Linked DNA regions of Homo sapiens: region 2 is linked to region 1. Evidence: read pairs that join two places in POLR2A ChIA-PET (ENCODE). Cell type or tissue: OCI-LY7. All regions are shown on one strand. Links, peaks and the distances in the headings refer to the core of each region. The heading gives the core; the rest is flanking DNA.

Region 1 (5,578 bases), core at 602-4,601:
TGTGTGTGTGTGTGCATGTGTGTGTGTGGCCAGTGGCAGCACCAGTAAGTGCCAAGGATACCAGAACCACTGGGGCAGCTGGAATAACAAGCCCAAGTATGGGGGTCCCCAGTGCTGGGCACATCCCAGGTATCTCCCTCCCCACCCATTGCCACAGGACACCTCTGGGGACTGGGTGCCTCACGCCCCTTCTGTCTTGACTGCCCTCCATGCCCTGCCCCACAAACGCTCTGATAACAGTCTGTCCCTGTCTCTCTCCTGCTGCTCCTATGGAAGCGAAGTTTTCCGCTCCTGCAGAAAGCAAAGTTACGGTAGGAAACTGGCTCCTGCTCTAGCCCCCCGCATCCCCCCCTTTCCCACCCGGCCCCGGCCTCTCCTCACCCTGCCTCAGCTGCACCCGATGCCTTGCAGCTGGTTTGGGGTAGAGGACAGGCTGGCCCCGCGGTTGGTCGAGTGCCCTGGCAGTACGACTCTGAGGTGACTCCTCTTTGTTCCTGGGGTACTGGAACCCAGACTTTAGAGCCTTGGAACCTAGGACCTGATGATTTTGGGGCTGCACAGGGGCTTAAGCTTTCACTGACAAGGGGAGGAGGGAGAAGGGAGGAGGCTCTGATAATCCATTAAGATATTGGCAGGCGGGGAGGGGGTGGCAGTTTGGAGGGCCCTACGGAGGTAAACGTGAGTAACCAGGGGCCCAGAGATGGAGCCAGGGCACTGGCATGGGAGGGGTTATCCTGAGCAGCCCAGGCTGGGCAGGGGATGTGGGGAGCAAAAGAGAGGAGGTGCTGGCAGCCCTGCCAGTGATAAGATGGAGCCTGCTGTTGGCAGGGAGGCAGAAGGCAATAGGGAAGAGTTGGAGGCAGAGGGAGGAGGGCCCTGCCCACACAGACCCCTTCTTCTCCAGACTCAGAGACGGCTGAGGATGACATCAGCGATGTGCAGGGAACCCAGCGCCTGGAGCTTCGGGATGACGGGGCCTTCAGCACCCCCACGGGTGAGCTCCTGGGGTGTACAAAGAGCAGGCAGGCGGGTTTTCCATAAGGGGTGCCTCAGTCTCACGGTGCTCCTTTCTCTAGGGGGTTCTGACACCCTGGTGGGCACCTCCCTGGACACACCCCCGACCTCCGTGACAGGCACCTCAGAGGAGCAAGTGAGCTGGTGGGGCAGCGGGCAGACGGTCCTGGAGCAGGAAGCGGGCAGTGGGGGTGGCACCCGCCGCCTCCCGGGCAGCCCAAGGCAAGCACAGGCAACCGGGGCCGGGCCACGGCACCTGGGGGTGGAGCCGCTGGTGCGGGCATCTCGAGCTAATCTGGTGGGCGCAAGCTGGGGGTCAGAGGATAGCCTTTCCGTGGCCAGTGACCTGTACGGCAGCGCATTCAGCCTGTACAGAGGACGGGCGCTCTCTATCCACGTGTAAGTAACGGCCTTACCTGGGCCTGAACTGCCCCATCTCACCACGCTGTCCTGCGCTGCCCTCACTGCTCAGTCAGCCTCCACCCATCACCCTGCCCCATCCATCTCTCTGTGCATTTCTTCACCCCCTGCTGCCACTCCATCTTCCCACACTGCTCCCTCCTCCTCCTGAGCCATCACCGCCCACATCCCCCTGCTCCCACCTGTCCTGGCTCACCATGCCATCTCCATGGTCTCCTGGACCCTGCTGTCCCTTCCTTGTCTCCTCCAAGATCTCCAGTTTCTCAGGGGCCCTCTTTTGCCTCACCCATTTGGGCTCCAGTTGTCCCCAGGATCCCTCCCCCGACCCGGGGGCCCCCTTGGTGCCTGCTGTCTCAGCAGCTGCTGCCTTTTCATCTCTCTGCACATTCCTGTTCCCATGTGGGCCTTTTTCTGGGAGGAACAGAACCTTTCCACACGGCAGCTCCCGGGAGAGCAGGAGAGAGCAGGGGAACAAGCCAGCAAGCAGGAGAGAGAAGAGAGTGAGGTGGCCAGGGGCAGATGGGGCAAGGGGCCTGTGAAAGCAGGAGGCCATGGGCTGGGGGTGGCAGGGGGCTGGGAAAGGGAGGGGCTGGAAATGGGGCCAGGCCAGAGGGAGAGGGCGGGAGTGATGGTGGCAGGGGGCTTGCAATGATTTCTCTCATGGGAAACCCCTAAGTCCCTGAGGGTGGGATTCAAGGTTGTCCCAGGAGGGGGTGTGAGGAGCGGAGGTGTTGGAGGCACTGGAGCCATTTTTGGAGATTTGGGGCTCGCAGATACAGGAGGGAGTGCTATAGTGGAAGAGGGGAGTGGCTGAGAATAGAGGGACTAGGGCATTTGGGGAGCTGAGGGGGGCCTGGTTTGTGATGGGTATGGGTGTGGGGGCAGCTACCACCGTGCAGGAGAAAGAAGGGGCCTGGTGGGGGAGGCTGCTTTGAGGGTGGTTAGAGCAGGGCTAGCGGTGGGCAGGGGAGAGGGCCAGGGCTGGGCCACGGCCAGGGGGAGGCTCCCTTGGCTTATCTTCTTGGCCTTACCCGGTGTTCCTGTGCCCTGGACTTGCCTTTCCCTTCCTGCCTTTCTTTACCAGGCCCCAGCCAGAGCCTGGAGTTGCTATGGCAACTTCGGAGGAACCCATTTCCTTAGTGATGTCTATGGTACAGAGACTGGCCTGGAGCTCAGAGCTGCCGGCAAGAGGCCTCCTCTGCTGTCCTCAATTTCTCTCCAGGCCTCACCCACTTCCCAGAGGCTCTTCCCTGGGGACTCTGCGGCCCTTCCCCCAGAGAAGACACTTCCTCCCTGCAGGTGGCTGGCTGGGGTTTCTGTCTCTCAGGCCACTCTGCATTGCCACCACCCCTTTTAGCCCCAGTCAGAGGTGGGTCTGTCATGTGGGTGGCTGACTCAGGTAGGCTAAAACATCCTTAACTCGGGACCCCTAGAACTGCTCATGGCTGGCACCCTACTACTTGTCCTCCCTTCTGTGCCCCTGGAAACCCAGACACTTTGGAGGAAATAAGGGCTCAGGATTCTGACTGCCTGGGTTTCAATCCTAGCACCAATCATTTCCCAGCTGTGTCACCTTGGTAAGGCATTTAATCTTTTTTATGCCTCAGTTTCTTCATCTGTAAATGGGGGTGATCACAGTTCTTACCTCACAGGGCTGTTGTGAGTATTAAATGACTCAATGCATTTTAAGCACTTGGTACAAGCCTGGCACTCAGGAAATATTCAATGAGCCATTTTACAGATTTTTATTAAGCTCTCTCTGATGTGTCAGGTATGATAATACATTTAATTCCTTTTTTTTTTTTTTTTGCTTATCTTTATGTGTGATGTGCCCCCTCACCCACCCCCTCCTCCCCGCAAGGGTCCAGATGGGGAAAACTGAGACCCAGCTCTTGGGCACCAAAGCTCTGTTAAGTGAAAGGGATACTCTGGGGTGACCGGCTCCTTCCCTCCTCCTTTTCTCCCACACTCCCTATTCAGGCCCACTTAGTAGCTATTTCTGAGCTGAGTTATTTCAGAGCATATCCCTGTGGGGGGGGGCCTTCTGTACTTCTCAGGGGGGATTTCTAAGGACTCAAGGTAGCTTTGCCAGGGGAAGCACAAGTCAAAGGCCTATCGGGGGGCAGACTGAGCAAGGAGAGTAGGAGCCTGGGCATCCCGTTGCCACCTGCTGTGTCCCATCAGTGCTCGGGGTGGCGGCAGGTATAGGCTCAGGTCTACACAGCAGCTAGGGAATCCTAGGGATGGGGCACTGCCCCCCAAAAGGCTTGTGCCTGGTCCAGGAGGCTGTTGCTTGGCTTCCAGGGACCACTAGGAAGGGGTGTGCCCTGCTGATGATGGGCAGGGGTGTGGGGGCCAGCTGGGGGCTGGAATGAGTGGGTGGCTGCATTCCTGAGAACGCCCCTCCCCACCCCACCCTCTTGTCTTCCCTCCCCACTTCATCCTTTGGGTCCTAAGCCTCATTCTTTTCTCTCCCTCATGCTCAGTTCTGTTTCCGCTGTTTCTCGGCTTCCAGGGCTGGGGGGAGGAGGCTGGCCCGAGTCCTGGGGCTGAGTCTGTACCAAGACCCAGCCATTAGCCCAATCTTGTGGTTCCAGAGCCGCCGGCCTCTCCCCAGCACCTGCTCTGGCTGTGCGCTCCTCGTGGGGGTGGGGGTGGGGGGCAGGAGGATCTGGCCCATGTCACCCCCAAGCCTGCCCAGCATGCCCACCACCCAATTCCTGTCACAAGCTAAGGGTCTAGGAGAGGAGGCCCCCTGAATCCTCTACCCTTCTCCATCTTGGTTCTGCAGCAGCGTCCCTCAGAGCGGGTTGCGCAGGGAGGAGCCCGACCTTCAGCCTCAACTGGCCAGCGAAGCCCCACGCCGCCCTGCCCAGCCGCCTCCTTCCAAATCCGCGCTGCTCCCCCCACCGTCCCCTCGGGTCGGGAAGCGGTCCCCGCCGGGACCCCCGGCCCAGCCCGCGGCCACCCCCACGTCGCCCCACCGTCGCACTCAGGAGCCTGTGCTGCCCGAGGACACCACCACCGAAGAGAAGCGAGGGAAGAAGTCCAAGTCGTCCGGGCCCTCCCTGGCGGGCACCGCGGAATCCCGACCCCAGACGCCACTGAGCGAGGCCTCAGGCCGCCTGTCGGCGTTGGGCCGATCGCCTAGGCTGGTGCGCGCCGGCTCCCGCATCCTGGACAAGCTGCAGTTCTTCGAGGAGCGACGGCGCAGCCTGGAGCGCAGCGACTCGCCGCCGGCGCCCCTGCGGCCCTGGGTGCCCCTGCGCAAGGCCCGCTCTCTGGAGCAGCCCAAGTCGGAGCGCGGCGCACCGTGGGGCACCCCCGGGGCCTCGCAGGAAGAACTGCGGGCGCCAGGCAGCGTGGCCGAGCGGCGCCGCCTGTTCCAGCAGAAAGCGGCCTCGCTGGACGAGCGCACGCGTCAGCGCAGCCCGGCCTCAGACCTCGAGCTGCGCTTCGCCCAGGAGCTGGGCCGCATCCGCCGCTCCACGTCGCGGGAGGAGCTGGTGCGCTCGCACGAGTCCCTGCGCGCCACGCTGCAGCGTGCCCCATCCCCTCGAGAGCCCGGCGAGCCCCCGCTCTTCTCTCGGCCCTCCACCCCCAAGACATCGCGGGCCGTGAGCCCCGCCGCCGCCCAGCCGCCCTCTCCGAGCAGCGCGGAGAAGCCGGGGGACGAGCCTGGGAGGCCCAGGAGCCGCGGGCCGGCGGGCAGGACAGAGCCGGGGGAAGGCCCGCAGCAGGAGGTTAGGCGTCGGGACCAATTCCCGCTGACCCGGAGCAGAGCCATCCAGGAGTGCAGGAGCCCTGTGCCGCCCCCCGCCGCCGATCCCCCAGAGGCCAGGACGAAAGCACCCCCCGGTCGGAAGCGGGAGCCCCCGGCGCAGGCCGTGCGCTTCCTGCCCTGGGCCACGCCGGGCCTGGAGGGCGCTGCTGTACCCCAGACCTTGGAGAAGAACAGGGCGGGGCCTGAGGCAGAGAAGAGGCTTCGCAGAGGGCCGGAGGAGGACGGTCCCTGGGGGCCCTGGGACCGCCGAGGGGCCCGCAGCCAGGGCAAAGGTCGCCGGGCCCGGCCCACCTCCCCTGAGCTCGGTAAGGCCTCAGGGAGGGCTGACAAGGTGCCTGAACCCCCGTCGGGGGGCGTTTG
Region 2 (5,578 bases), core at 907-4,906, 1.4 Mb before region 1:
AGAGAGGGTAGCTCTTCTCTGTAGCTGGTCATCCCAACATCTGTTCAGCTCTCAGCAGAGAGAGTAGGTCCTCTCTGCAGCTGGTCAACCCAACTTCTGCAGTTCTCAGCACAGATGAGGCCCCAGAGAGGGTAGCTCCTTTCTGCAACTGGTCATCCCCACATCTGCTCTTCTCTGGCTGAGTCTGGGGTATGCATTGTCTTCAGATGGGGGAAGTGCATGCTGATTGGTCCATCAGCAGCCACAGGTGGGCACAAGAAAAAGCACCACAAGCTCCACCTCTGGTCCACAGGACTGGCAGCCCAGCCCCCAGACTTTGAAGGTGGGGCTTCGCCAGGGACCCACCACCTTCCTCCCAGGAGCCTGTCTGCCTCCTGCCACCAATCATGGCATCCAGGCTGCTCAGACGAAGGGGCACCTGCAGGCCAGTGCTGATCTGCCCTCAGCCCCATCTCGGCTTCCCTCCCATGCTTGTCAGTGCCCAAAGTCCAGAAGGGGGCTGAGGAGGCAGGGGGCTGGTGTCCCAGTACTGCTCTGAGTGTGCACCCACCCAGCAGGGCTATGACAGTGCCCAGGTTCACATGCAACCTTACTCCATGATCGGAGTGGGCACCGGGAGTGGGGAGAGACCAGGCAGCAGGAGCAGGCCCTTCTGAGCCTGCAAGGGTCAGGGAGGCCTTCTGGGGCCTCCAAAGCACAGAGATGCCAGGATCTACAGCTAGGCTTGGGCAGCTGCTGTGGCACCCAGGGGTGGGGCTCCTGCCTGCTCCATGGAGCAGAAGGCCCAGGCTGCACCTCCTCACTGCAGCCAGTGTTTTGGCAGTGGCCAGATGAGCCACTGCTGCCATCAGTTTCATGAAACTTGACCTGAATATGTATGTAAATGCAAGAATAATAAATCTATATATGCTATAAAATATGATACTATCCAAGGTGCTTTATTGTCTTTGTATCAGTCAATCTTAGTTAGCTGTAATGAGAAATCTCAGATCACATTTTTTTTATGTTAACTTTTATTTTAAGTTCAGGGTACATGTGCAGGTTTGTTATATAGGTAAACTTGTGTCATGGGGGTTTGTTGTACAGATTATTTTGTCACCCAGATATTAAGCCTAGTACCCATTAGTTATTTTTCCTGATCCTTTTTCTTTCTCCTCCCACCCTCCATCCTCTGATAAACCCCCCAGTGTGTGTTGTTCCTCTCTGTGTGTCCATGTGTTCTCATCTTTTAGCTCCCACTTATAAGTGAGAACACCAATATTTAGGTTTCTGTTCCTGCATTAGTTTGCTAAGGATAATAGCCTCCAGATATCCATTTTCCTGCAGAGGACATGATCTCATTCTTTTTTATGGCTGCATAGTATTCCATGGTGTATATGTACCACATTTTCTTCATCCAGTCTACCATTGATGGGAATTTAGGTTGATTCTATGTCTTTGCTATTGTGAATAGTGCTGCAATGAACATATGTGTAGCTGTGTCTTTATAATGGAAGGATTTCTATTCCTTTGTGTGTATACCCAGTAATGGAATTGCTGGGTAGAATTGTATTTGTGTTTTTCGGTCTTTGAGGAATTACCACACTGTCTGTCTTCCACATTGGTTGAACTAATTTACACTCCCACTAACAGTGTATAAGTGTTCCTTTTTCTCCCCAACCTGGCCAGCATCTGTTGTTTTTTGACTTTTTAATAGTAGCCATTCTGACTGGTGCCAAGTGGTATCTTATTTTTTGTGGTTTTGGTTTGCATTTCTCTAATGATCATTGATGTTGAGCTTTTTTCATATGATATTTGACTGCATGAGAAATCTCAGATTAGACTTTTTAAAACTTCTCTAGACAAGAAGTCAAGCAAAGAACTTGCCCATTTATGTCCTATTACAAGCAGAGTATATTTTTATTGAACCAGTGCAAATACCCATATTGCATATAAGAATATTTAAGAAGAGTTTCCAAATCCTGGAACCATCAGGTAGGAAGAAAAAGATAAATGTTCCCTTTCTATTTACAAAGTACATTTTATCAAATTAATGTAAGTTATTGACAGCTCATAAAAAAGAAAAAAAATTTCCCTAAATCTAGAAAACAATACATTAAAAAAACCAACGTTTTAACAAAAAGTAATAAAATGAATAATCATTCTCATCAGTTAATTTAGCCTCATCTAATTAACTCTTTTGTTTTGTTTGATATTTTGTTAATAGTTTCATGAAACTATCAGTTTTCTCTTAGAGTTTTGGAACTTCTTACCCAGTCCAATAGCATAATCTTAGTTATCAGACACCTGTACTTACCAGTCTTTTTTCTCCTTCTTTTTTAAAAATTGGCAAATATGTACATAATAATGATACATATTTATGGGGTACATAGTGATTTTTTTTTTTTTTGAGGCGGAGTCTCGCTCTGTTGCCCAGGCTGGAGTGCAGTGGCGCAATCTCGGCTCACTGCAAGCTCCGCCTCCGGGGTTCGCGCCATTCTCCTGCCTCAGCCTCCCGAGTAGCTGGGACTACAGGCTCCCGCCATGGCGCCCGGCTAATTTTTTTTGTATTTTTAGTAGAGACAGGGTTTCATCGTGTTAGCCAGATGTTCTAGATCTCCTGACCTCGTGATCCGCCCGCCTCGGCCTCCCAAAGTGCTGGGATTACAGGCGTGAGCCACCGAGCCCAGCCCATAGTGATGTTTTGATGTATATAATGTATAGTGATCAGATCAGGGTAATTAGCACATCCATCATCTCAAGTATTTGTCATTTGCTTGTGTTGGGAATATTCAATATCCTCTCTTCTAGCTATTTGTAAATATATACTATTGTTAACTATAGTCATTGGACAGTGCTAGAGACACTAGAATTTATTCCTCCTGTCTAATTGTGTATCCTGTAATTGTATAGGGAGAGTGTAGTCTCTCACTACTCCCCCTGCCACCTGCCCTTCCCAGCCTCTAGTAACCTCTCTTCTACTTTTCACTTCTATGAGTTCAACTTTTTTTAGCTTCCACATACGCGTGAGACAGTGCAGTGCTTAACTTTCGGTTCCTGTCTTATTTCACTTAATGTAACGTTCTCCAGTTCCATCCATGTTGCTGAAGCAATCATTTTCTATGAATATCTTGCAATGCTGTGTCATAGCTGCTTTCAAAATCTTTCAGGAAGAAAATTTGGTTAGTCTTAAAAATACAGCATTATAAGACAATCATTAGTTTTATAACTGATAACATTATACCAGGAAATATGAGACGTCTAGGAATTTTATACAATTTCTAGAACACTCATCAATGACAAATATAACTTAGAGAAAGTTCAGCATCACTTATTATTTGGCAGTGCCTCTCATGCAATTTAACACATCAAATAAGTCTAATTAGTTTAACTTCCCTCTTGTTACAAGGAGATAAAATTAATTCTTTTGACATATTTCAGGGACCCTTCTGGAAACTCTCAATGTTAATTTGAGGTCCAAAAGACTTGATTTAGAATGTGATTTTGGGGAGCTGTCAAAAATGTCAAAAGGTTTAAAACACTTGATTAAATAGGTACACAGGTCACTGTGAAACAATACCAAAGTGACAATGATTTCAAAGGCAAACACAAAAAGTTTCATTGTGGTTAAAAAAAAAAAAAAAAAAAGTTTAGCTCTTTTAGTATTGAAAAGATTACACTTTTCTTCAATAATAAAAGGCTTTTAAAAAGACAACATGAAGTACAAAAAGTTACCTTGATTAAACACAAAATCTGTGTTTCTAGGCCAATTATTTAACAGATAAGGAAAAAAAACCTTTCACATTCACAGGGAGACCAATACTCCAAGAAAATGTGTCCTTTTAACAGAGAGAAAACCTAATTCTAACTTTGCACCAGTACATCACCGAGTTTTTTTAACTTACAAGTAAAATCTATCTAATGTTTGTACTATGACCACAAATAAAGTTCTTCTTTCATAGACCTTCTGCAACTTTCTGTATCTATTCATTTTTTTTTGTCTTAGTCTTTTTCTCCTTTTTTATTCCGGATCAATAAGTCATCTTGCTTTAAGACAAAATTACTCTCTTTTTCTCTTAAGGAAAACACGTACATTTTATACTTTTCCTTATTAAAAATACATCTCACTTTTAAAATACATTTTTCACATACATATTTGTGTACAGTTGTTTTCATTCATCCTTTGTTTTTAGTAGTTTTAATTACATGTATTAATTAAAATTCTTTACCCTTAGTAGCCTTAATATCTAGCGAAAATTAGGATGTACGTGGTTTCATTGGCCTAAATCCTATTTCCCCATAGCACAGGATATGCTTACCAGTGCACCCAATTATCTCTAGTTCCTCTTTAATAACGAGCCTAAAGTACATAAGCTTAAACTTACGTTTATTTAGTGATTAATAATTTTAGTAGTTTATCTCATACGGAAATGATCTAGATACTTAATTTATATGTATATTTTCATATTTAATTTTAATCTATAAGTCTATCCTATTGGAAAGTTCCCAGTTATAAATTTTAAGTCTTCTGGCTACTTCTGATGGGTTGAACTTATAAGTTCTGTTTTTCTATAGTATGAGCATTTATATTTATTTCTGCTTTCAGGTCTTCAAGGGATTGCCACACTGTCTTCCACACTGGTTGAACTAATTTACACTCCCAGTAACAGCGTATAAGCGTTCCTTTTTCTCTGCAACCTTGCCAGCATCTTTTATTTTTTGTCTTTTTTGGTCTAAAGTGGTATTTCACTGTGGTTTTGATTTGAATTTCTCTAATGATCAGTGATATTGAGCTTTTTTTACACGATTGCTGACCACATGTATGTCTCCTTTTGAAAAGTGTTCATGTCCTTTGCCCACTTTTTAGTGGGGTTGCTTTTTCTTGTAAATTTGTTTAAGTTTTTTATAGATGCTGGATATTAGACCTTCGTCAGATGCATAGTTTGCAAAAATCTTCTCCCATCCTGCAGGTTGTCTGTTCACCCTGTTGATAGTTTCATTTGCTGTGCAGAAACTCTTTAGTTTAATTAGATCCCATTTGTCAATTTTTGCTTTTGTTGCCGTTGCTTTTTGTGTTTTCATCATGAAATCTTTGCTCATTCCTATACCCAGAATGGTATTTCCTAGGTTGTTTTCCAGGGTTTTTATAGTGTTTCTTATGTTTCTGAAGATATTATGGTTTTTGTAAAGATTTATTTGATTCCCTTTATTGTCTCTCTTTATTTTTGGTCTAATAAACTCAGTTACCACTTATCCATCTACTTCTGATTTCTATTTTTTTAATCGGTTATCTTTTCTTCACTTTCTCTTAATCCTTGTACCTTGTAGGATTATGCCTTTTAAAAAAAATCCCTTTAGTGTCATTTTTAGTGGATTTTTGAGAGGAAACAGAGGTAAACATGTTCATTAAATTCTCCATTCTTAATATAAAACGCCTCTGGATTTTTAAAACATGCTTATTTTAAAAATCACATTCAGATTGCTCTGTTATCTCTAGTCCTCAGTTGTTAAATCTCCCATGGGTTAAGTTGGCTGATTGTTGATTCTGGTGGTTGTTAGTTCTTTGTAATATTTAATCATGAATTTATCTTTCGAAGAG

The links. ChIA-PET counts read pairs that join two places held together with the same protein. Peaks named below come from ENCODE experiments on the same cell type or tissue, not always from the same donor. Only the 100,000 strongest peaks of a DNase experiment are listed, where the experiment ranks them.
Region 2: POLR2A ChIA-PET joins it to region 1 with 8 read pairs; 1 of 35 experiments calls an interaction of 5 or more read pairs at or near these places.

Annotation. Positions count from the first base shown.
Region 1 is chr2:219,443,749-219,449,326 of GRCh38, forward strand. It overlaps SPEG (striated muscle enriched protein kinase), which reads left to right. Exons shown (of 41, transcript NM_005876.5): 2 at 905-994; 3 at 1,077-1,413; 4 at 4,226-5,523. Among named protein-coding and RNA genes, the nearest start is that of SPEG, 12 kb to the left of the region's middle. RefSeq lists an enhancer at 5,376-5,578. In OCI-LY7, for the core only: no CTCF peak of the experiment used is centred there; a DNase peak (open chromatin) is centred at 2,733.
Region 2 is chr2:218,043,434-218,049,011 of GRCh38, forward strand. It overlaps a transcript of RUFY4 not described here. Among named protein-coding and RNA genes, the nearest start is that of RUFY4, 23 kb to the right of the region's middle. RefSeq lists an enhancer at 2,065-2,566. In OCI-LY7, for the core only: no CTCF peak of the experiment used is centred there; a DNase peak (open chromatin) is centred at 3,018.